Regions from separate parts of the Homo sapiens genome. Here region 1 is linked to region 2. A link is a loop called in an ENCODE intact Hi-C map of the cell type or tissue named here. Cell type or tissue: ascending aorta. All regions are shown on one strand. Links, peaks and the distances in the headings refer to the core of each region. The heading gives the core; the rest is flanking DNA. Region 1 overlaps SETBP1 (SET binding protein 1). Region 2 has its middle 69 kb from the start of LINC01601.

Region 1 (12,464 bases), core at 1,911-9,910, 190 kb before region 2:
CATCTGAGCCTCGTCTATAATATTAGGTAGAATGTCTTGCATCCATGAATGTTTCCTGCTTGATAACCCAAGGAAGAATTATCACATACAAATCTCAGATCCTAAGACACATTTTGCCACCAATAGTCATCCCTAAACAAAATGAATCACGATCCCAAGTCACATCCCTACCCAATACCATTTATTGAAGAGCCTGCAGTGGTATGTGAAGGTAGGAGGTCCAGCAAATCTTCCTGTTGTTTATTTGAGTGACTTTAGACAATGAGGTGATATGTTAGGGACAGCACTGGGTAAGAACGACACCAAGAGGGCTGGGGTCATTGCAACCCTTTGTGACTTCCCAGCAGGTTACTTTCCTCATCCAAACTTCAAAATCCTCTTCTATAAAATGAGAGATGTGCTGGGCAATGTCTAAAACTCCTTCTGTCAGCCCTGGGAGCCTCTGAATTACGATCTCATTGCCTCCAGTAATCTCCCAAGTTTTGTACACGACCATATCTTCCTGGAAGTCCCCTCTGCTCTTTCCGACTCCAGTACCTCAGCCTGAGCATGAGAAGAGCAAGCTTCTAGTCCCAGTTCCACCTCTTGGTGGTGGGGTGCAGCATTTATCTCTAGGACAACTAAATAAAATGATCTCTTAGTGCATCAAAAATTCAGTCCTAAAAGTCATTTCTGTTTAAGAATACAGCTGTATCCATCACAGACAGTGAATTTTACAAAATGCCGTACAATGGCTGCAATCTTAGCTATTTTAGAAGAGCTAAAAGGGTTACAGTTGTGTCCCAAGGGAAAGGTGCTGCTGGTGTCCCCATTCCCCCTCTTATTTAGCCCTCCCCTGTTCATACTCTGCAGGCTGTTATTATCTTTACATTTACCTGCCAACCAACCTCCAAAAAATCTGTTCAGTCACAGTAGTTACAGAAACCAAAGAAGCGGCCAATAGTCCAACTCTGACTAACCCCTTGTTAATGGCTAAGAATTAAAGAACAATTTCTTTTTGCAATTAACATATTCTGTACTGTAAGTATATCATGAACTAAAAATAACATGTCCTCCACAATCCTTTGGCCCACAAGAAGCTCAACAGAGGGAGGGGAAGAGAGAGAAAGAGAGACTGGAATGACATGCCATGAATCCTAAACATCTTCCTAATTGGATAATTAAAAGAGTTCTGGATAGCAGTTCAAAAAGCCTGGATTCTGGTAAGGGCTCCCCTACATATTTATCCATCTGTGTGGCCTTGGCTTGATCTTGTACCCTATCTAGGCTGTTTATAGGATTATGTTTGAAACCTAGTAGGCACCCCTTAAAAAGTTATCCAATCTATTGTTCTTTTCAAACTGTCTCATGCATAAGAACCACCTGGAGAGCTTAATAGAACACACAGGGGGTCCCCACCACCCAAGTCTCTAATTCAGTATGTCTGGGGTGGGGTCCAAGTATAGGCGTTTCTAACAAGTTCCCAGGTAATGCTGCTGCTTCTGGTCCTGAGACCACACTTTGAGAAGCACTGATCTGGCCCAGTGATGTCAACCAGGGCTGGAAATTAGAATTCCCCTGAGGAGGGGCACTGGCAATATGCCGGTGCTCAGTGTGCACCAGGCCTTTTCAATCAGAATCTCTGGTTGTGTGGCCCCAGCATCTCTATTATTAACAAACTCCCCAGATAATCTTAATGTGCAGCAAAGGTTTAGAACACTGATTCCACCCAGCTGCCTCATTTTATAGATAAAAAAACTGAGGTTCAGCAGACCAATGACGGCTCATTCAGCACATGCATCTGCAAAAGGGGAGGTTTGGACACAATAATTTGGAGACCCTAGATTTTAATTCTACGGCTGTCACACTCTATAGCTGCATTTCTGCTTTTTCTCTTATCCCATGATTCCCAAATAATAATAGTCAGGGAGACTTTCTTCATCTGGCCACTCCATGTAACCAGAAGGAGAATCCAACAGGACCACTCGTAGTTGGAAGGCTCTTGCATTCTCAAAGCTCTCCTCCGGGTAGTTTCTAAATATAACAAGCAGTCAGACACTCTGAATAACTCTCGGCTGACTTGGCTTCCCTGGGATAAACTTTTTTTTTTTTCTCCTAGATTATGCTATACCAGGAATAGAGCCCTAAGGGGAGAAATTCCTCTTCAAAGTCAGAGCTAGATAACACTGTGTGTGGTATTCAGGTTGTTCTCCTTTGGAAAGAGAAAAAAAGGTGGGAGGCAAACTTCTAAAACCAGCCAACATCAAAAAGCATATTCCTACTTTGTCTGTGTGGTGTGCATGGAGGGGAGGCAGAGGAGAGGTGGAAGTGGCCGGGCAAAAGACAATTAACACATCCTGCTCAGCAGGGGGAGGAACGTGGGCATCCGGTCCAGGTACTCCAGGCGGTGGTGGGCAACAGGAAAAGTACACATGCCAGCTCTGGCAACTACCCTATGCTGGCTCTACCACCAAAGACCCGGAACCAAAGTTGGGTGCACAGTTTGCTCCCTGAATGGTGGGCTCAGGCACGGCTCTGACTTCATTTCTCAGGCAGGCAACAGACACGTTTACCTTACGCTCTGGCTCCTGCTGTTCCTTGCAGCAAGGGGGAATTCGATGGGACCTAAAAATCATCTGGAACATACACAGACATGGATATCTTCTCTCTCACATAAACACAAAGACCTTTCCCCATATTTCCGTGCAGGCCAAGCCTCTGTATTTTCCAGCATGACACTGTATTTGCGTATTGTAGTGGATGGGACATTGGGGATCTCCTAGTCCTGTACTCCCCCTTTGCTGATGGTAACAATTTTAAATGCTGCTATTTATTAAACATCTATTATATTATATATCAGGTACTTTATACAAATTAAATCTAATCCTCACCCAAAGCCCAAAAGCAGAATTGTTAGATCACAGAAAATGGAGCAGAGGCAGACAGAAATGAAATGATGAGCCCGAAACTGCACAGCCAACTGTGTCAGAACCAGGACTGAAGTGCATGGTTCTGGCTCCAGATGGATGCCTTCCCCACAGTTGAGTAGGAGGTCATGAAGAAGAAGAGATGATACCTGCCTTACCCCTCCCCAAGAAGTTAGGGCAATTAAGCGGCCGCCTCAGCTGACATCACTCTGTGCTTTTCAAGACTTGAGCCAAAATTCTATTTAGAAATTCTAAATGTCCAGGGAGGCGTTTGTAAGCGCTCTCTCACTCTTGCTCTCTCTCGCTCTCTCTCTCTCTCTCTCTCGCCCCCACAGGAAAATACAGCCTTTTGGTTTCAACCTTAGACAGGGAGAAGCCCAGCTGCTATTAAAACTGAGCAGGAAATTGCATGGATGACCAGACAGCGATTCTTCTTCTCCATGGAAATTTCTCCTAAATGCTGAAAATTCAGGGAAAGTGAGTGGTTTGGGACACGTCTAGAAACCCTGAATGTGTCCCCCACCACTGAGAGATGCAAGTCTCCTCAGAGGCTGATGTGAGGCCCACAAAGCAATGCACTGATTTGTCTGTTTTATCTGTGTGGGTGTGCATGTATATATGTGTGTGTATGTGTTTTGTGTTGGAGTAAGAAACATTACAGTAAGAGAATTTTCCTGCAAAAAGTCCTTCTCCCATCTTCTTTCTCTACCACTAGGACGGTTTTCCGAAATGCAGTGCTTTTGACATTTGGGACTGAATCATTGTTTTTCGTGGGAGCTGACCTGTGCATTTGAGGGTGTTTAGTGGCATCCCTGGCCTCTACCCACTAGATACAAGAGCGCCTCCGATCCAACTGTGACATTAAAAATGTCTCCAGACTTTACCAAATATCTCCTGGAATTGAGGGCAGGACAAAATCCTGCCTTCAGCGCACCTCTTATGCAAAGTAGCTCTAGTCCATTGTCAACTTAACTGTCCTTGAACTTCTCTAAACTCCAGGCAGGCAGACTCCTCACCAGCTCAGCCTGTGTATTCCCAGGGTCTACAATAGTATTGGGAACAGCAGGTATTCAATTAGCATTTCTGAAAAAAGCATATTTTTAATAATTTTTTTAAATAGACAACTGCTCTCATAGTTTATCTAGGTTTTGTGTTCGTTCAGGGTGGACTCTTTTAAGGAATGTACATTTTTATCTCCCCAAAGTTTAGGCTTCTCTAAAGCAAGAAGGTTGGCCAAGCAATTCCTGAGCCCCTAGGACAGTGCTTCTCAACTTGGGCCACACAACTCTTAAAAATCCCAACATCCAGGCAGCACCTCCCAGACCAAATAAACAGAATCTCTGGGGGTCAGACCAAGGCATTTTGGTCTTCAAAAAGTTCCCCATGCATTTCTGTCATGCAGCCAATACTGAGATCCCATGCCTTACAGGCCTGTGAAGGAATCCTGGGAATATACTTGAAAAAGCACAGTGAAGTTTTACATTTTCTGGGGATAAGGCTGCCCATGTTAACTAAAGGAGTAAGGTTCTCAGTTTGTGAGGGTTTGCAGCACCTCAGTGTGACGGCACTTGCTATCATGGCTCAGAAGGTCTGGCTGGTTTTAACTCATGAGAAAATTAATGTATGATTATCTAATAAATACCTTCTGCTCAGGCAACAAAATCTTTGTAAACGAGAGTCCATGTGGTGCTAATACTTTGGAAGCAGTATCTTAGAGTTGCCTTTTATCTTTCAAGGTACCCAGCAGAGAAAAAAAACTGAATAGTACTTCTTGACGAACAGTTTGATTTGGTTGAGATTTTTTTTTTAATTGTTGTTGTGTTATTTTTTAAGTTGGGCCAAAAGTACCCAAATTCTCCTTTCTGGAGCAAAAGTAATCACAAGAAAAACTGACAGGGGGGCATGTGGCTATTTTTTTCCACATAAAACACAGCCTGTTCTTCCTGCAGGGATCACAGAACTGTAATCTGTGCAGCAGCTACCAGGATTCAAAGGAGAAGTGAGAAAAATCTTATGATGGGTGGGGATTTGGTTTAAAGAATAGATCTGGGTAAATGACATCATTCCTGGGTTTGTCCAGTGAATTGGATCACACAGCTTGTCACACAATGACTTCTGACTCTCCCGGGGCCAGCAAAGCAGCCCCGGGCAGGCCTTATCAGGAGGAATCAGTGTGGAAAAGTACTTTCTGAAATAAAACTAACATAAACCAGGCATGTCATGGTTGGTTTTGCTAAATTTCAGGAATGTGGGAGGAGTGAGTTTACTATGCACACAGGTTGGGACAGACTCCGTTTACTAAAAGCACAATATCCATCCTACTCCCTTCTCCGTTCATAGATAAGGACAGAAAAATCATCAGAAAATAAAATCTTTTACTGTTTGTTTTTTAAGAAGAGAAGCAGAGTAAAACAGGAGCGAGAGCGCAGGGAGGTGATGGACTGCTACCCAAATAGGAATATAAATTTCAACAGTATTTAAGTTAAATGGACACAGCCTGGAAATAAATTCTGCTGAGTGATCTTCCACATACTGCTCGGATGATCACTTAGATCCTGTCTTATTTTTTTCTATATTCTTCAATAAACTGAAAGAAGTCAGATTCAAGAGGGCATGTTTGTACTTGCTGAAACACAGAGCAAGGAAACGTTATTTCAATAAATCAATTTTATGCAGCTTTAAAGTTTAGAACCTTAGAGATGTTGAGCTGGAAAGTATACCAACAACCATTTTGTCTTTCATTTTACAGAGGGAAAAGTTGAGGACTGGGGAAGTTAAATGATTAATCTCAGGTCACAAAGCTATTTTGGTAAAGGATCAAATCTCATGTTTTCTTCTGCATGATCCTTTTCTCCTCTTATCCACTGTCACTAAAACGAGTCAAAAAGTCCATTAGATCTAAAAGAAATAAGACACTTTAAATCATGTTTTAAAACAGGAGGAAGCCGGGTGCGGTGGCTCACACTTGTAATCCCCACACTTTGGGAGGTCAAGGCGGGTGAATTACTTGAGCCCAGGGATTCAAGACCACCCTGGACAACATGTTAAAACCCTGTTTCTATAAAAAATCAGAAAATTAGCCAGGAGGAGTGGTGTGCGCCTGTAGTCCCGGCTAAGCTACTCATGAGGCTGAGATGGGAGGATCACCTGAGCCCAGGAGATCGAGGCTGCAGTAAGCAATGATCACGCCAGTTCACTCTAGCCTGGGTGACAGAGTGAGATCCTGTCTCCAAAAAAAAAAAAAAAAAAAAAAAATTAAAAAGGAAAAAAAAAAATCAGTTTCTCTGAGTGGGGAGTTGTTCTTACATTTAAATGATCACTTTCATGACTGATAGTTTTACTAATTAAAACAGTACTAAAACAGTACTCCATGCTTGCCTTTCCATAAACAATTCTGCTCCCTTCTTAGGAGTGTTTGTAACAGAATAAACAACACCATAAGTGAGTGGAAATACTGCAAAGATAAGGTCTTGAGCCTGCACAGACTATTATATGAGCAAGGCCAGGCTTCCAAGCACCTGTTCTCTTCACTCTGCTAATGGCCTCAGCCATCTAAAGTTAACACAATGAGAACCTTCCACAGGGTCCCCATCAAGATAAAATACAGAGACATAGCTTAGGAGGTTGTGCATAAATAAAAGATTCAACAGGGAACAAGCCAGCTGCTGTCGGGTGACATATTAATTTGCAAATGTATCAGAAGTGATATCCTGTCTCCTGAAGTCATTGGACAAGCCCCCCAAAATATACCTTCCCTCTCTACCCCTGCCTCCTGCTGCTGGAGGAGTTCAGGAAGCAGTTCAGAAAGGAGGCAGCCTTCCCTCCTATCTGCCCAAGAGAAGTGGCACCATTTCTTACGACCATCAGGAATGGCTTTTCCCAGGAGCCAGCGGAAACTAAGATTCTACACTCTGAGGATGAACTTCTTTCAATCACTTGAGAAATTTTTCCACCTAACATCTGGGACATTACCTTCCGGTGCCACATTTTATCTTTGATCTCTAAAGCATAGCTCTGCTCCTATTGTGAAGAAAAAAAAAAAACTCCAATAAACTAATGTATACAAGTCCAAATAAGTAAAACTAAACAAATCAGAAGGTCTTTATTTATGTTTCATGAAGTCTTTTGTTTCTTATTTCCTTTTTTTCCTTAGAGAACAATTTTCTTTTTTTTTTTTTTTTTTTTGAGACGGACTCTCGCTCTGTCGCCCAGGCCGGACTGCGGACTGCAGTGGCGCAATCTCGGCTCACTGCAAGCTCCGCTTCCCGGGTTCACGCCATTCTCCTGCCTCAGCCTCCCCAGTAGCTGGGACTACAGGCGCCCGCCACCGCGCCCGGCTAATTTTTTGTATTTTTAGTAGAGACGGGGCTTCACCTTGTTAGCCAGGATGGTCTCGATCTCCTGACCTCATGATCCACCCGCCTCGGCCTCCCAAAGTGCTGGGATTACAGGCGTGAGCCACCGCGCCCGGCCAACAATTTTCTTTTAAATGACCAACTACTACAGTACTGGGATTTTGTTTTTAATTGACTTCCCCAAGAAACTCCATGTCTGTGTATTTTTTTCAGTAATTCATCTATCTCATAAAATGAAGAGCGCCTGCTCCCATTTACCACAATAGTTCATTCAGTTTTGTATTTAGTTAGGGTTCCTGGAGCCTGCCTCAGTTCCATCTTCAACTTAGCAGCATTTTTTTCTGAGAAGGAAAGCAGTTCCTGTTTGTGAAGACTCTGAAAGTACTTCAGGCTGACAGATGCTATATAAATGAAATATCCTTTCAATTACTGCTACTGTATGATATTGAATTAAGCTATATCACCATAAACAAGGAAAGAAGCCTGCCTACACACCAGCACCCTTTCTCATCCTAGTTCCACTCATGCTCAGTTCCTCATAAATAAAATTATTCCTAAAGAGAGAAATCTAAATTACCTTTGAAAGCACTATTGTCCCTTCTATGTTACTACACACCATCCGAATAAAACTGACAGGGCATCAAAGTCTATAAATGGATTCCCAGGTAACTGCTCAAAATGTTCTCCCTTCTTGATACCCAAAGCATCTTTCGTCTCCTCTTCAAATAGACAGCAAATTTGAGAGAAAGATCAGAAACTGAAAGCTACTGACAGCCTGATAGGAGCAACCTCAGCACGACAGCTGATGGAGACGATCACATTTCCCCCGACAAACTCAATTGCTTTAGTAAATCAAGTGAAAGTCAATACAACCCCTCCCTCCTTAGGTCCCGTGTGGCTCTCTAAACCCAGGCCACTAAAACTTGTTCTTGGAGGAGGAGAGAAAAAAGCAAGATCCAAATATTCAGGCAATGTTTAACTAATACCCAAAAATGTTTCTTTCTGTCGGGGCAGTTTCTCTTTGCCCAAAGGAGCTGCTGATGTCTTAGAGAGAGCTTCAAATGCATTCTCCCCTCCCCATAGTCCTACATGGAATCTTTCCCTTCCCTGTTACCCTTGATCTTTACCAAGAAGGCATATTTATCCAAAAGTACAACTTCCAAGTTCCATATAACATATCTGCATCTTTTCTTTGGCCAGTGACTTCTGCTTATGACTATAGAACAGTACACAGTAGTTCCATAATTAGGTGGCATAGAAAAGATGTAATTCTTGGGGAAAAAATCAAGGACCTCTCAAATCACATATTTGCATTTCTGTGTGTGCTAGAGCTTAGGACTAAATCTGGGCTGTTGTCAATATTAAACCAAAAAGCCTGGGGTGTGTGTGTCTTCTTTATGCAAATCAATAAGCATGTACACAGGAAAAAATCTAGGATGTCAACGCTGTAGCTTTCAAAAACTTTAGAAAAAGTATCAACCACAAATAACTAAAACATTGCATTTCCAAGGGAAAAAGGAGATTCTCTGTCATAGACAGGAAGTTGACTTAGAGGCCAGCAATAAAAGGTGGGAGAAAGGGACATATCTCTGCTAGTTTCATCAATGGCCTTTCTGAAAAATCAATACTGAGATTGATAGAAATGAACTAGAGGAAGAAGCACCCCATGAAACAGAGAAGGTCATATGTAAAAACAGAGGGGAACAGCAGGAAACTCTTGGGTGATGGAGTGAGAAAAATAAAAGAGTCAAATTAGAGCTTACTTGCATAAGATAATGCTTTGATTTATGGTGGGGGGGTTAATAAAATGTACTTATAAGGCAATGATACCATCCTTTCAGGTCTGAGCAGGTCCCATAGGCAAAATCGCAAAGTGGCAACATATAAGAGAGAAGCTAGTGTTTTTACAAAATCATCCTTGGCCCTAACCTGAAACGCCATGTGCTGTTGAGCATGTTGTGTCTCAATCAAGAGATAACGAAGGGGAAGAACCAAAGGTAAAATCAGCAAGGAGATGGAACAATGGTCTTAAAATGACAGATTAATAACACTTGTTCTCTAATGGGGAGATGAGGGCTGACAAGTCTAGGGACTGGAAAATCAATAAACATACTCCTCTTCACCAGCACTCAGACATTTGTATCCAGAGAAAGCTTCCTTAATGCTCAAAAGAGAAAACATAGAGCAAATGAAAGCAAATTTGCTTCACAGAAGAATAAAAAAAGAAAAACAATACAATTAAGAGGTAATCTAGGTGACATCCACTACCTCATCCCTCCAAAAGTTCTAATAACCGAGAGATTCATGATGGGTAATTGAGAGAAAGTAGGCCATCTAGAAAACACCTGCAATGCAACTTCTGGGGCTGAACTTAGAGGGAACAGCCATGTCCCCTGGCAACTTCACATGCTCAACAGTTTCACCCATAAAACCCTTTCAGCCTCTGTCAGAGAGAAAATCTCTGCAGTTTGACCAAGAATCTAACTGGCCTGTCACCTGTCACTGTTTATATTCTCTCCTGATTGTGTGTACATGATGTGTATTTATTTGTTAAAATTCAAGTATCATCAATAAAAAATATTGAAAATGCTCCTAAAATTGGCTTCCTTTAAAAATGAATTAAACAAATATGGGATGATTGATTCCCAATATACAAAGTACATCGATTATAAATTCTGTTGTCACAAGCTGAATGGTGTGAGCCTCAGGGAGTTCCTCATTTCCCTTAAGAAATGCATTCAGTTTCACATAAATGTCTCACAATCACTCCAGATTTTATCAGTAATTATCAGGAACTCCCATGTATAAATACATATACATTTTGGCAGCATCATATCAGTGAAAGGAACAATAAACTAAGAGTTGAGAGACTGAACTCTGGCCCTAGTTCAGTCCTTCATTGACTACGTACTCTTGAGCAGTTGTTAAATTTCTCATAAGATGTTTATTTCGGTCAACATGCACTAACCTCCTACTATGTGCAAAGCACTGTTCTGGGTGTTTGGTATACAACGTAGAGCAAGAAAAATAAGTCTATTGGAGCTTAACTTCCAGCAGGAAAGACAGACCATGATAATGTAAACAAATCAATAATATTCACAATTCAGATGACAATAAATCCTATGAAGGAAATAAAACAGGTCAATGTGATAGAAAAAGACATGGCCTGGGGACCTTAACTGCAAGAATCTGCAAAGGCCCTCTGAGGAAGTGACATGTGATCCAAACCTAAGTGACAAGAAGGGGTAGGTCATGTGAAGGCAGAGAACAGATCATAGCAAGTGCAGACCCCTTGGGGAGGCACTGGGCCAGGCTTGTCTAAAGAACAGAAAGGCAAGAATAGCCAGAGGAAGTAAAAAAAGAAAAAAAATCCTTTGTCCAACCTTGCTAAAGAATGTTATAAGAATGAATGAAAAAAGATGGGGACATCCTTAAAAGTAATGTAAAGCAGTCCACAAAGTAAAATGAATTAATAGAACCTGCTTATTTTACATGAAAGAACTCCTATTTTCTGCATTGTATCTTTAGGAAAGTCCACAATTAGAATATCTTTCATCCATATATCTCAAAACATAATTTTTAGTGCAAGAGAGAATTGTCTAACCCCTTCATCTTCCAGATCGGAAGACAAAGGCACTGACTTACCCAAGTCCCTGTCAGTGACCTTCCAGGACCCAGCCTATCAGGCAAGGGTGGCCTTCTACATTAACTGCTTGGAAGCAAGGCTTCCCACTTCTTTTCTTGAGATGACTTATTTCACTACAAGAAATTTGCAATATAGGCATAATGAACCATTTGCCCAAGGCTTAATATAAAGAATTAGTGCCATTAGCACCATGGAGATAAGAATTTGAAGTCTCAACATCCAGGCCTGACTCTAGACTCACCTCTTACAGGTTTTTCAATCTTGGACAAGTCAAGTTAACTCTCCAGGCCTCATGTTCTGCATTTAAAATTTAAGGATAATAAAAACACCTTCCATCCCTATATTATAGGATTGCTGAAAGAATCAAATATGCTGATATACACAAAAGTCTGTGGAAACTGTAAAGCACAAAACAAATATCATTACCCTTGTCATTTGTTTTTGTGCATAGGCTCTGTTTAGGTCATTGACTCTGCACTACTGCCAGCATTCTACCATGTTGCACAATTACCATTACCTTGGATAAGGCTTGGGGTATCTTTCTATTTTGTGAGTTAAAGAAATTGCATCTAAGGAGCTCCACGGACACTTGATGATTTATGAAATCTGCCTCATGAATATACTTCTCATTGATTTCCTTCCTTTTCTTCTGATTTCCTGCAGTGGAAGAAGCAACCCCAGATTATAATGGAAATACCTCCTGGATAAAGATCCATGAGAAAGATTCTGCTAAAAACAAGCTGTGGCACTTTGAGCAAGTCTCTAACCATTCCACTACCACAGTATGTTTTCAATCCCAAAATGTGCAGGGCACTTCTTATCTGTCCCCCAAAACATGCAAAATATCTCATAAATGTTGATATCCTTGAGTTCATGGAGCAATTTCAAATCCATTATTTTATTTGATCCCTTTAGTAACTTTGGGAAAAGTGAGAACAGGGATAAGAAAGGCAAATTTATATGGGAGAAAATAAACCTTTTGGGGTTATGTGCCTAGTCCAAATTCCCAGAAATCTAGATATTCAGACTTCAGTTCAGTGATCCTTGACGTTTACTAAGCCTCTTCCAGTGAGGATCTAGTGATGATAAATATACACACCTACTACGTACCCCCAAAAATTAATTTTTAAGAAAATGGGGTCATGGATATAAATACTATTAGGGCTTCCCAGTGGTAAGATATAATTATCACAAGGACAAGATCACCCTGGCATGCTGTCTTCCTCTGCCCGTTTCTATTCCCTGACCAGTTAGTGGTGTATGCCCACCGCGAATACAAGCTGGGGGAAGTTCCAGACTGACCTAGACATATTTGCAACCCCCAGGATTCCTGGAAAAGCAGACAATGGGCTTCTATCAATCCCTGTGGGTTGACTGAGTTTAGCCTGAAAGATTATCTAGTTCTCTCCATTGGAACCATCCCAGGTTTTTTAAGAGAGAAGCCCCCCTCTGGAGTCCCAACAGGGGGAAAAACAACACACCCCACCTAGATGATTTCCATACAGCCAGGAAACTTTCCTTGCTGGAGCACTCTTGACAGGGCTTTCTTCATCTTTC
Region 2 (12,464 bases), core at 2,761-10,760:
GGGGACTGTGACAGTGTGACTGACTTTCTTGAAATAACAAAGGGGAGAAGGAAAAAATGAATATTTATTAAGCACTTACACAAGATCTGGCAATTTTACATATACATTCTTATGCAAATCTTCACAAAAAAACCTTAATGAGGTTTTGAGAAATGTTCTTGTTTTATGGATGAGGAGGCTGAGACTTAGGAAAGATAACTAACTTACCACAGGTTACCCAGGAAGCTGGACCCAGATTCCAAGTTTAGCTTATCTGACTTAGAGAAGGTGATTAATATAAAGACCTTGACTGACATTTTGTAGAACGAATTCTTAGATTTTAATTTTCTGTTTGTGTTGATTTCAACAAGACTCTTGCCTCTTACCTATACCTCTTTTCCCTTGTCTTAAAACCAGGCATTAATTCGGCTTTACTTTCTCACGGAGATGTTGAAAAATCAAATGAGACAATGCATTTGACAGTATTTTAAAACTTATGGAGTACTATGCAAATATAAATTTCATGACAATGTAAATATTAACTAGATTTTTAAAAACCTAAGGAGTGGACAAATTTCTCATCGTTTTTTTCAAGTCTTTTGGAAACTAATCAAAACCCATAAGGTCTTTTATAATGTATTCTATTCCACTGGTTGATTAATAAATACTCTGGCACAATTAACTGTTCTTCAACTATAAATTTAAATAAGATTACAAAATCCAAAACCTATGTTTTGTAGTATTCAAAATGATCTAAACTCTTGATATTCTGTGCTTACTATTTTGTGTAAGGTGAATGAAATTCTAACATAAGTTGCCTTGTGATTGACACTTTTATACCCTGTTTAAATCTTTTTTCTTCAGAAATTAAAAAATAAAACCAGCGGTATCAGTAGTATCAATTTATAAATTGGCTATTTATATGGGCAAGGTAAATTGTTGGTGGTTAGAATACCATAATGATGTATATAAAGCAAATTTTCTATTTATTAAGAGAGAAGAATAAACAATATATTCATAACAATGAACAAACTTGGAAGAATAATTTTCTTTTCTGACTTATTTTTCCACTTCTCCACTTGGATGATTTCTTCTTCAGCACATGGGGCCTAAGTGATATGCTTTAGCATAGCCACATACACATATTCCTGAGAATAACAACATGAAGGCCAATAAAAACATAAAATTCATTTTTGTGGGAAGCTTGAAGAAGTTTTCATTATTGTACAACCAATTCGTGTCTATTGTTTGTTATTACATAAGTGTAAAATGAAGTACTTAACAAGGTACCTTAGCTGCATTCATGGAGTCCGATAATGAGAAAAGAGGTAAGTGACACTCCTCTCTTAAGTGTTCATTTGCATGAATGAGTAGACACAGGGGTTGAATAGTCTCCTGAGAAAAAGTCTTAGGGAATGAACATTCTGGATCCAGTGTGGTAGCTGAGGCTGGGGTTTCTTGCGACCCGCCCCTCTGGGAAATGGGGTGGGGTGTGTGTGTGGGTTGCGAGCTGTGTCACTAAAAGTCACTACACTTTAGCGTTCATGCCTCTTGCTTTGGGATCTACTGCTTCCCCACCCCTATCTTCAGAAGTGCTATAAAGTAGAAAGGGTGATCTTTCGTTAGAGGAGTTGCCACATGGGTTTTTGGCTGGAAGGTGCAGGAGGTCTGTACTAGGTCCAGAAGCATTGGGGCTGGGCACATTCCCACATGTCCTCCGGCAGCATCAGGCGCCAGAGCCTCATCCAACTCAGAGAGGCCACTCTGGGGAGCCACTGGGGCCTGAAGGCTGTGGATGATCTTGATCTGGCTGGTGGATTCTCGACATAGATAAGCCTCTTTAGTGATTCCAAGAATGACTTGAGGGAGGGGAACTCTGGAAAAGCCTGGGCTCCTAGCCATGACGACTGAGTTCTAACTGTGAGGTTGTCTGTAGTGCCCCATTGCGTTTGCGGGTTAAGAAAGCCACTCAGATTACCGGTAAATAATTAAATTATTCATAAACTAGCATATATAGAAGTAAACACAGATTCATTTCTACAAATCATTTAAATAAAATTATACATTCGGAAAATTTCAAGACCGCATCCTACAAATCTCTTTTAAAACTGTGCCAAATGCATGCCATTGCTAGTAATAGTACCTTTACTACCAGGTGCCATTATTAACTGGAGGTGCCAGGGGAACAAGAGAAATGGCAACACAAACATTAGTGGTAATACAAGCTGGGTGAAGTGGGGGGAAGGGAGAGTGGTGTAAGGGGTGAGTATGGCTACAGCTAGCATCAATGTTAGAGCGTGGTTGTAATAGGAGTGGTAAGAGCTTGGTGGCTTTTTAGTTGTTTCTCCATATCAGCTACAACTTCCTAAAAACCATTCATGTCTGGAAACATAAAAGAGGGATAGATAAAGGAACCATATTGAAAATGATGTTTTATTGGTACGGTTGAAGTTAGAAAATCTCGTTGGTTAAAATTCGTAGTTCATAGCTACCCTCAGTCCTGAAGAGCCAATGCAATACTAACAGCTCAGTCAGTTTCTTCCAGGGGAAGGAAAGAATTTCTACATTACTGGACTCCACGGGCACCTAGGACCACTGCCTACTATGCTTCACTCACCTGTCCATGTTTCTTCTGAAAACTGTGGACCAAAAGGTAACATGGGTTTCAAATTATTTAGGGTCTAATAAGAGGGAAACTACCAAATCAATCACTATACTGTGATTATACCCCTAAAATAAAAAATATTCAAAATAAAGGATGTGGTAGTGGAAGAATTTCAACGCACTGCTGGAGATAGATGGGACCTTTGTGTTGACACTGGCTATAGGATTTCTCCTCATAAAAAAATGTCATGAGGTTCACAGATGGGCATCTGGAATCTGCACACCAGCTTTTGTATGTATGGACAAATTTGCATTGTTCTGTTATGAGCAAACATATCTTTCATCATTTGTTCAAAGAAGTTTGTATTAACCTTTCTAGCTGCTACAACAAACAACTCCCAAAATTTCTGTGGCTTAAAGATGTGCTTTTCACTCATGATCAGCTCAGTTGAGTTGAGAAGGTTCTGCCTTTCACCATGGACTCCAAGTTCTTCATTTGGGCTGGGCATGGTGGCTCATGCCTGTAATCCAGCACTTTGGGAGGCCATGACAGGCAGATCACTCGAGCCCAGGAGCTCAAGACCAGCTTAGGTAATGTGGTGAAACCTCCTCTCCACAAAAAATACAAAAATTAGCCTGGAGTGGTGGCATGCACCTGTGGTATCAGCTATTGGGAGGCTGAGGTGGGAGGATAGCTTGAGCCCGGGAGGTCAAGGTTGCAGTGAGCCATGATCACGCTACAGCATTCCAGCCTGGGTGACAAAGTGATACTTTGTCTCGATACACAAATAAATAAATAAAGTCATTTTTTTGATACTTTGCATCCAGACAGCTAATGATAACAGACATAGAGTGGGGATGATTCTGTAGGACACTTTAAGGGCATGGCCTGGAAGTGGCTGATATCAATTTTGCCCACCTTTTACTGGGCAGAACCCATCACATAGCCTCATATAGATTAGAAAAAGTTAAAAAAAAAATAGTTTTCCTGGTGCCCAGAGGGAAAAATGAAATGTTTTGGTGAACATGTAGAATGATTTCTGCCATAGGTTTTATGACTCATGAACGGTTAGGAAACATTGCCTTGGGCATTCATGTGTGAAAGGGTATGTTTTGCAGAGTATCATGATTTAGTTTGTCAGGCCAGCTGGGTCACAGGGGAGTTGTTAGAAAGGAATCAAAGTGGTAGCATATTTCTCTAAAACAATCTTGAAAGATTCTGATTTCTCTAGGAGATCTCTCCAGCAAGATTTGTAGGGCTTAGCATTCTATATTCTCCCAACACCTTTCATCACTAAAACTCTGGAGGAGAAAAAAATATCGGGAAGATTCCAAGTACTTGCCACTCTCTGGGTGAGATTAACTACCTTGAGGAACATGAAGAAGACATCTTTTGCAATATTTTTTTCTACAGTTTTGGAGGCCAGGGCGTGGGTCTAGAGTTAACTCAAACTTGAAAATGAGAATTGAACCATGCTTCTGAGAGTGCTGCCTAAAGGAAGTGAGGTGTTGTAACTTGGTTACTTGGCATTTGGTATTTGTCTCTGTTTGTTCCATAAAAACTTTTGAAAGTGTTGGCGGATGTAGCTAACATTTGGTCTACTGCTATAAAGGATGTCAAGACCTCCAGTCAGATTTGTGGTTTTCCATTAGCCCTTAGGAATGTTTCTTTTGAATGCTGGTAGCATATTCCACCCACTCTTTTTACACTGATCATAGTAAATATGAATTTGCTTTTATAAAGACAGAGTAGAGACCTAGGAAACTGAATTAATTTTAGCAAAATCAAATTAATTTTAGGAAAATCAAATCAGGAAATGAGGAAAATAACAATATTAATTTATAAGTGGGTATATATTTTCTATTTTTCTCATGTATAATGGTGAAGATTGTTACTTAGCTACTGCTTTAAACACTTTCTAGTCTTAGGATTAATATAAACCAATGATTTGAAAACCTTGATCACATACCGTAGCTGTAAAAATTGTGATCATAGATCTCAAATATATGCACATTTATTCATAAACCATATTCATGTGCAACTTTAATGATATATGTATTAGAAACCTATATAAAAGCTGGGTGTGGTGGTACACACCTGTAATCCTAGCACTTTGGGAAGCTGAGGCAGAAGAATCACTTGAGCTCAAGAGTTTGAAACCAATCTGGGCAACATAGTGAGACCCAAACTCAAACAACAAACAAACAAACAAACAAACAACAAAAACTCTATATAAAGATAAAAATTCAAATGGAAAAGATTACATTACTATATAAGTTGAAATTCCAGTAATTTCTTTCTACATTTCAGTGAGTGGTCTTGCCTACAATCTGGGTGTTTCTCACTTAAGAAGTTTGTTAACATAAACAAGACACTTAATGTAGTATTCTTTGAATCAGAGCTTCCTAAGCAATGAGCTAGTTGTTACTGTAAAACTTTGTTTTATGGGAATTCCATCTATATTTGTAGGATGCTGGATGCCACACAGTCATGCTGTTGAGATGGCAAGTTGCCAAATAGGCTCCTTTCAAGTCCTGAAGAAAAAAATCTTTCTTTCCCAGAAGGCTTTGTCTTTGACTCAGCTGCTGTCAATTCATCACATCTCTAAGTCTCTATGATACACAGAAAAATTAAGACCAACAATTTCTACTCCACCAAGGATAATTTAGAGAATCATAAACAGATTTCACTCTATTCACCTGAAACACTGATGGAGTCTGAAGCAAAAAGATGTGAAAGGTTGGAGAGGCTCTGTAAAACAAAACAAAACAAAACAAAACACAGAAAACACAAGAAGAGACTAATAAAAATTGTAAGAGCTAACACTTATTGAATACCCACTATGTGCTGGTAATTGCCATTGCTAAGTAGTTCATACACATCATGTATTTTCATCCTTAAAATAAACCAAGAAATATGTGCTAATTATTATCCTCTTTTTACAATAAGTAAACTGCCTCTAAGATGAATGGATAATGGAAAAATGTTTTGTTTCTGGAAAATAAAGAATGTTTAGATGACTTGTTAGTTGTTAGGTGTGCCCGTTTGTCGGAAGGGTTTCCTGTGCTATGTAGGAAGTTGGACTTGTTTATCTTTTAGATCCTTTTTGGTACTCCATTTCTGTAAATATTTTTGGACGTTTACTTTGTTCTTAGATCCTTTGAGATGCTTACCAAGCTCAATCTTGATCAAGTCACTTAATCTCAATGATTTTTAGTTTGATCATCTAAATTGGGGTTGCCCTAGCTGATTGGCCTGTCAGAAGTTCTCCTAAGAGTCCAACATGAGTGAATGTTTTGAGGACCATCAATGGTCTGTCTAACGCATCATCATCATTATTTTTTAAATGTGATATAATTTCTGTGTTGCAGGAATTTTCAGTTCATGAAGATATTTTACTTACAAGATAAAGACATGTTCATAAACAGGGAACAGATAATCCTTTTCAATGTTTTCCTATTTGAGTCATACAATCTCAGGTTTGGGACAGGGAAAGAAACCATGAATTGATGAGAGAAAGTGGTCCTAATTCCTTCATAGTGATTGTGATAATACAATAATACATGGAAATTGTAATAATCCTTTGTATTTATGGACACTTCAAATTTTCAAATTACTTATACATTAGTGATCTCACCTGATCCTCCTTTCGTTTCTCAGTTCCAGGATTATTTTTTTCCTTTAACTGTATTGACTATTCAGACACCTGCGTCTGCTGTTAGCACAGTTTTTGGGGACCTTGATAGCCCACTTAGGTGTCCCATTTTACTCCCTCAGCTTTCACTTTCATCACAGTAGTCCCTTCAGCCTACCCTCCTAAGTTTCTTTCCTTCCTTTTCCCTTCCTTCCCTCCCTCTTTTCCTCCATAAACATTTAAGAATTCAAGGGTGTTTCATATGCCAAGCACTATGTTAGATGCTAGAGATGAATAGTTAACAAGGGTCTTCAGTCTGAAGAGATCAATCTTATTGAGGAGATGGAGAAAAAAAAAACAGACAAGTATGCCGTGATGGTGATATAATAGTGGTGAACAAAGGAGGTTCTGAAGAAGGTCAGGGCAGGGAGCTGATTCTAACATAAAGAGGGAGGTCAGGGAAAACTTCCCGGAGGAGGCACACCCTGGGTTAAGTTGATCAGGAAGATTGGCAGAGGGGACAGTGTGAGTAAAGCCCGAAAAACCTGCTTCTTAGCTGCTCTTGGTTTCACTGAGGGCAAAAGAAAGAGTGCAGTGCTCTTGAGTTACAATGTTTCTGTCCTCAAGATCAGGGATTATTTAGAGTTTTGGCTTTAAAAGTCAAGCCATAGATCCTATGAATTCTGAGACTGACGCCTTGAGCTTTCTAGACCACCCTTCTCTTTTGGTCAGACCTGAGGTGCTGATGGAGCCACTGGCTCCTGCTACATCTCTGGGTTTGCCAGTGATTAAGGGCATTTTTGTCTGAGTGCCTAAGTGCTGGGGCAGACTGCCCAGCTTCAATGAATCGATGGACTAAAAATTGTCTTCCCAGCAGGCATTGCCAAGCAGCCTCCAGCCAACACTACAAGCAACTGAGAAAAGATCCATTGAGCTCAGCAGGAGGCTCTGTTTCGGCTGACTCAGCTCCCTGGAAGCACTTCTCCAGTCATTTATATCTCTACTTTTCCTCTCTGAGCTCCGCTCTGTATCTCTGCTCTTTGTGCCAAGCTGGGAGGCACTGAGGTTTCAAATGGCTATGCATTATCAATATCTCAGTGTGCTTCTGACAGGGCATAAAGTAGACCTGACCCAATAGTCCATTTTTATTCTCTATTAGTTTAATTCACATTGGGTTTGGCCCAAGTCATAAAGATTTTAGTTCAAGAAAAACATTTTACAAGGTGACGAATGAGATTAATCTTGCAAAGATCGTGGAAAATAAAATATTTGAATTGGAAAACCAGAGTTTAAGAAACATGTGAAAGGTCATACAACCAGCTGGTGGAGGAACTAGGTCTAGAACCTAAAATTAGGTAGGGCTTCTGGCGAACTTCGCTTTTCTACAAATTACTATGTTTTCCTTTTTTTCTAGAGAGTATTTTTGAAAATAATATTCTATTATAACTGCAACACTATGAAGTCATTAGGGCACATGGCAATGCTAAAACTTTGTTGATGAGGAAAATTGGGCAGACTTACCAAAGGTCACTCAAAGATAAGCAACAGACCTGGGATAGAATTATTTTTCTTTTTTTTTTTGGTGAACCACATTGTAGAATGACCTAGTTCAATAAATCAGGAGATCTGGTTTGAGAGATTAAGTTGGGGCCATTTTGGCCTCTAGTAAGCCATCAGTTTTGAGCAAGTCTCTTGTCACTCTGGTTTCCAGGATGTTCCTCGCCTGTAAAATGTGCAGATTTGCCCGGCTGTGGGCCTACAAAAAGCAGAATACTTAAAGCAGCCAGGCCTTTGGTGCTTTCTTCTAGGGGGCACCTGTGAGTCGGTTTAGCTGATGGCAGATACTCTGGAATGCTGGTCCACAACGGGGAACCCTTCTGATTGTTTCAGAGAACTTAGAAATAGATATTTTTATGTAAAATCTCTTTATTTTTAATTGTTGATGAGATGTACAAAATAAAACAAACAGTGTTTGAGCCAAAAAAAAAATGCCTGAGGGCTAGAAGTAGCTTATAAATTGTCTGTTTGCAATGTCTAAATGGCAAGTTCTGCAGTCTTGGTGAGTGTTAACACTCCGTGACTCCATACACCTTGGAACTCCTTCTAAGTTGTGTTCCTTCGAGTAACACAAAAAGATTACTTGATTATGTAAATGAGTGCTAAATTTCCTTGGAGCTCATTGTCATTCAAATATATCTTAAATACCTAGTAAATTGCTTTGAAGGAGTTTAAGTATTAGGTCTTAAAGATATGTAATGAAAAGGGAAACCTTGAAGTCCTCCTTTTTTTTTTCCTTTGGTGGGTTCCAATGAATAGATTTATTTTGGCTTTGAAATAACATTGCTCCTGCATTCCTCACTGTTGTCCTATGTCCTGGTCTCAACTGGACGATAGATTTTTTTAAAGACCAGAAACTGTTCTCTATATCTTTTCCTTTTCTCCTTGGCCAACATCATATGTGAACACAGTCTGAGCCTGGATAGTCACTCCTTTCCTTCCGGCCCTCTTTCATCCATTGGTGTTTGTTCCTGAATTATACAATGGTTCTCTTGAGACAGGAATAGTACAGGGTGGTCACAGGAGAATAAAAATTCTAGGCAATAGTTTAACATGACTAGAGGCTATGGGCTGATAAGACTCTGAAAAACAGGGTGTGGACCAAGTTGGCTAAGACTGACTGGACCCAACATGGCCGTGGATTCTACCTAGGTTTCACCTGGGACCTCACTATATGCCCATTAACATACAAATCACACACCGACCAGTGACATGAGAGTTCTGAGACCACACATATTTGGTGTAAAAGTGGGTAGCACCATGTTCCGAGAAACCTCTACCTTTTTCCAGGGATTTTCATAAATATTCAGCTCCTTGGTTAAAGAAACCCATAAAGGTAGCAGTCCTAAACTCCACTGTGGGATTCTCTCTTGAGTACACCCTCACTCCCCATTCTTGAATATGTACTTTCTTGAGTGTATTTGTTTTGCAATAAATCGCCATACTTTCACTATTTTCTGACTCATCCTTGCATTCCTTCTCACGATGGTGTCAAGAGCCTGGATGTCGGCTGAGGTCTCTCCCAGCCCCCTGGTATCAGTCTCTATGTGACTGATTTCCTGAATCTTTTGATAAAGTTCCTCTTTCTCATGCTGCTAAGCATATTCTCCTGAGTTCTCTTCTTGACTTTCTTTTTTGCTACCTCAAATATCACTTTCATGCAGATAATATCAATATCTTCCTTCTTTATTCTACTCCTATATCTACCTACATACCCATCAGAAAAACCATCATTTAACTCAGCGAAAACAGGACCACATCCTGCCTTACTCACTTCAACTAGCTATACCACCATGGAAAAGAGAGGGCAGGTGTGAGACACACTGTTTGGTCAAATGTACACAGTTTTTTTTTTTTTTTTTTGAGACGGTGTCTCACTCTATTGCCAAGCTGGAGTGCAGTGGTGCAATCTCGGCTCACTGCAACCTCTGCCTCCAAGGTTCAAGTGATTCTCCTGCCTCAGCCTCCTGAGTAGCTGGGACTACAGGCACCTGCAACCACGCCCGGCTAATTTTTGTATTTTTAGTGGAGACAGGGTTTCACCATGTTAGCCAGGATGGTCTCGATCTCTTGACCTCGTAATCCAACCGCCTCAGCCTCCCAAAGTGTTGGGATTACAGGCGTGAGCAACCGCGCCTGACCAATGTACACAATTTAATGCCTGAAGTGAATGTGAAGAGTAAGACAGAAGGAAGAGGCAAAAATGATTCTAAGTTACAAGTCTAGGTGATTTGGTGTGTGTGGATACTGGCAATAGACATGAATAACATATCAAACCAGGGTCAGAAACAGATAGTGGTTTAAATCTGAATCATTAGTATTTAGAAAAAACTAAAAGTACCTTGAAATTTAGACTAATTTGGAAGCTGAGGCTAGAGTTAAGAAGGTTTTCATTTGAGCTACTATAAATTACTATTATTATTATGTATTTATTTATTTATTGAGACAGAGTCTCGCTCTATTGCCAGGCTGGAGTGCAGTGGCATGATCTCAGCTCACTGCAACCTCTGCCTCCTGGGTTCAAGCAATTCTCCTGCCTCAGCCTCCTGAGTAGCTGGGACTACAGGTGCATGCCACCACGCCTAGCTAATTTTTTTTTTTTTTTGGTATTTTTAGTGGAGATGGGGTTTCACCATGTTGGCCAGGCTGGTCTCTAACTCCCGACCCCAGGTAATCTGCCCACCTCAGCCTCCCAAAGTGCTGGGATTACAGGCGTGAGCCACCATGCCTGGCCACCTATCATTGTTAATACAAAGAATTTCTTCATCTCCTTATCCCAATCCAGTCTCAGTCTACCATGCCAGTGGATTCAATCCATTTGTCCCCAGCTCCTCAAACCTTTCTCCAAATGAAAGTCTGTGGAAATGTGTAAAGCAGAAAACTAGTAAACAAGAAGTTGCTTTGCTAAAGTGGAGATGGAGGTTTTCACAGTCTCCACTCCAAGTCTCAAAGTCCCTAAAGGGACGCCTTTGTGACTGTGAAATAGGTTACCCTTCTGAGTGACTATCTAAGGAATGGGGCAAAAGTTCTCAGCATTTTTTTTTTTTTTTGGCTCTTGGTACTCTGTATGTCCTAGAATTTTTTTCATGGAGAGCTTAAGCCAAAAGAAATACTTAAACCTTATGTTTATTTTAAAAAAGGAGAAGTATTAAGTATTCAGTATCTTAAGTATTAAAATCCAAATGAATTAATATTTGTCCTAACAACTTAGAAGCCATTTGAAAAGCTAATATATATTTATGGAGAGAAATTATATTTTACTTTCATTCTTAAATAAGTACAATTACCTGCTAATGGGGATATGTGTGCTTGCTGGGCTCCACGTATACTCTCAAATCTTTGAACCAGATTGGACACCATCATCTCTACATCTTGTTTCACATTGATTTCTTTGCTGTACTTACTTTTCATTGCATGGATAGATGAAAACCCAGCTTCATAAATGTAGTACATCATCAGAACAAATGTAATGCAATCTAATTTTAAAACTGTGAACTATCTTGAGCTAGTAGTTGGTGTGGTGTCTGCCAAATGTCAACTATTACTGTTTTCCTAGAAAATTTAAAATATCTGACAGCAACCTTGTGTGAGCACTGTGGCACTTTGAGGCACCTCTGCTAATACAATTGGGAAATCTAGGAACAGGGCCAAGAATCAACTCTTTGAGTCATAGGCCTGGCTCAGTTAACTAGCTCTGTAACATTGGGTGGTCATGTCAGCACACTCTATCGCAGTACCCTTATCACAGTGGAGGATAGCTGAACTTGTTAATTCCTTTCTAGCTTTCATGCTTATGATCGAAGGAGTTTTAATTCTGTCAGTGTTACTAAGAAAGCTTGGAAAGAGTTTGCTACCTTAAATAACAAATAGTCATTTTTCTGGGTCATTGTTTTGAAAGTGAGGACGGAACTGGTTTTGAATTCAGACATCTCATCCCTGCTACTCACCCCAACCTGTTAGTTCTGCAAACTCAGAATTCTCCTAGAAGAACTATGTAAGGAATTCTATGTATGCTTGGTGTCAGACCTGGGAGAGAGAGAGAATAAATGTTTGTATAATTTGATGCTTTCAGAAGAGCAAAATATCTCTATGAACACAGTTTTGCTTAATACATCAGGAAGCACTTGTAAGATTCTCTTTTCCTTTTGGGGGATACTAGCTTGGGGTAGATTGAAAAAAAAAGTGAGGTCTTTCCATTCAATATTTATAAAACCATGCAGGGCTTAGATAGAATGAAAACTGAATTGTTCATTAATTTTGACCAGAAAGAACGAATGAGTACTCTTTGGAATTTGGAGCAGGTCAAGTGAAAAGGAGCCATATGAAACAATTTTCTGTTCACTATCCAGGTGGAAAGAGAGAAAATAACTTTTTATATCTGTGGTTTTTATTGAACAGGAATTCTTACTTAATAATAAATCAAATTTTTCTTGTCTTACATTTGCATTGTGAAGTTTTATTTTAAAAGTGTTTTCCTGTTCCCAGGTAAACACTTTTAAGTAATAATATTACTTAAATATTATTAATAATAAAATAAGTAAAATATGTATTTATATTTTCTTTTAATAACTTTATAGTTTTACCTTTCACAGGTGGGCTTTTAATTCATCTATGACCCATCTTTGAATGTAACATTAGAGTTCTAGTTATTTCTACATACATAGTGAACCAGGTTTCCCACCACTACCT

The links. Peaks named below come from ENCODE experiments on the same cell type or tissue, not always from the same donor. Only the 100,000 strongest peaks of a DNase experiment are listed, where the experiment ranks them.
Region 1: it touches region 2 in a loop (2.3-fold over the local background); 3 of 110 quality-filtered maps call a loop at or near these places.

What each region holds. Positions count from the first base shown.
Region 1 is chr18:44,782,488-44,794,951 of GRCh38, reverse strand. All of the region lies in intron 2 of SETBP1 (SET binding protein 1), which reads right to left. Among named protein-coding and RNA genes, the nearest start is that of SETBP1, 110 kb to the right of the region's middle. In ascending aorta, for the core only: no CTCF peak of the experiment used is centred there; a DNase peak (open chromatin) is centred at 5,017; H3K4me3 peaks cover 1,043 bases; H3K27ac peaks cover 2,855 bases.
Region 2 is chr18:44,594,258-44,606,721 of GRCh38, reverse strand. No RefSeq gene overlaps it. Among named protein-coding and RNA genes, the nearest start is that of LINC01601, 69 kb to the right of the region's middle. In ascending aorta, for the core only: no CTCF peak of the experiment used is centred there; a DNase peak (open chromatin) is centred at 7,131; H3K27ac peaks cover 3,057 bases.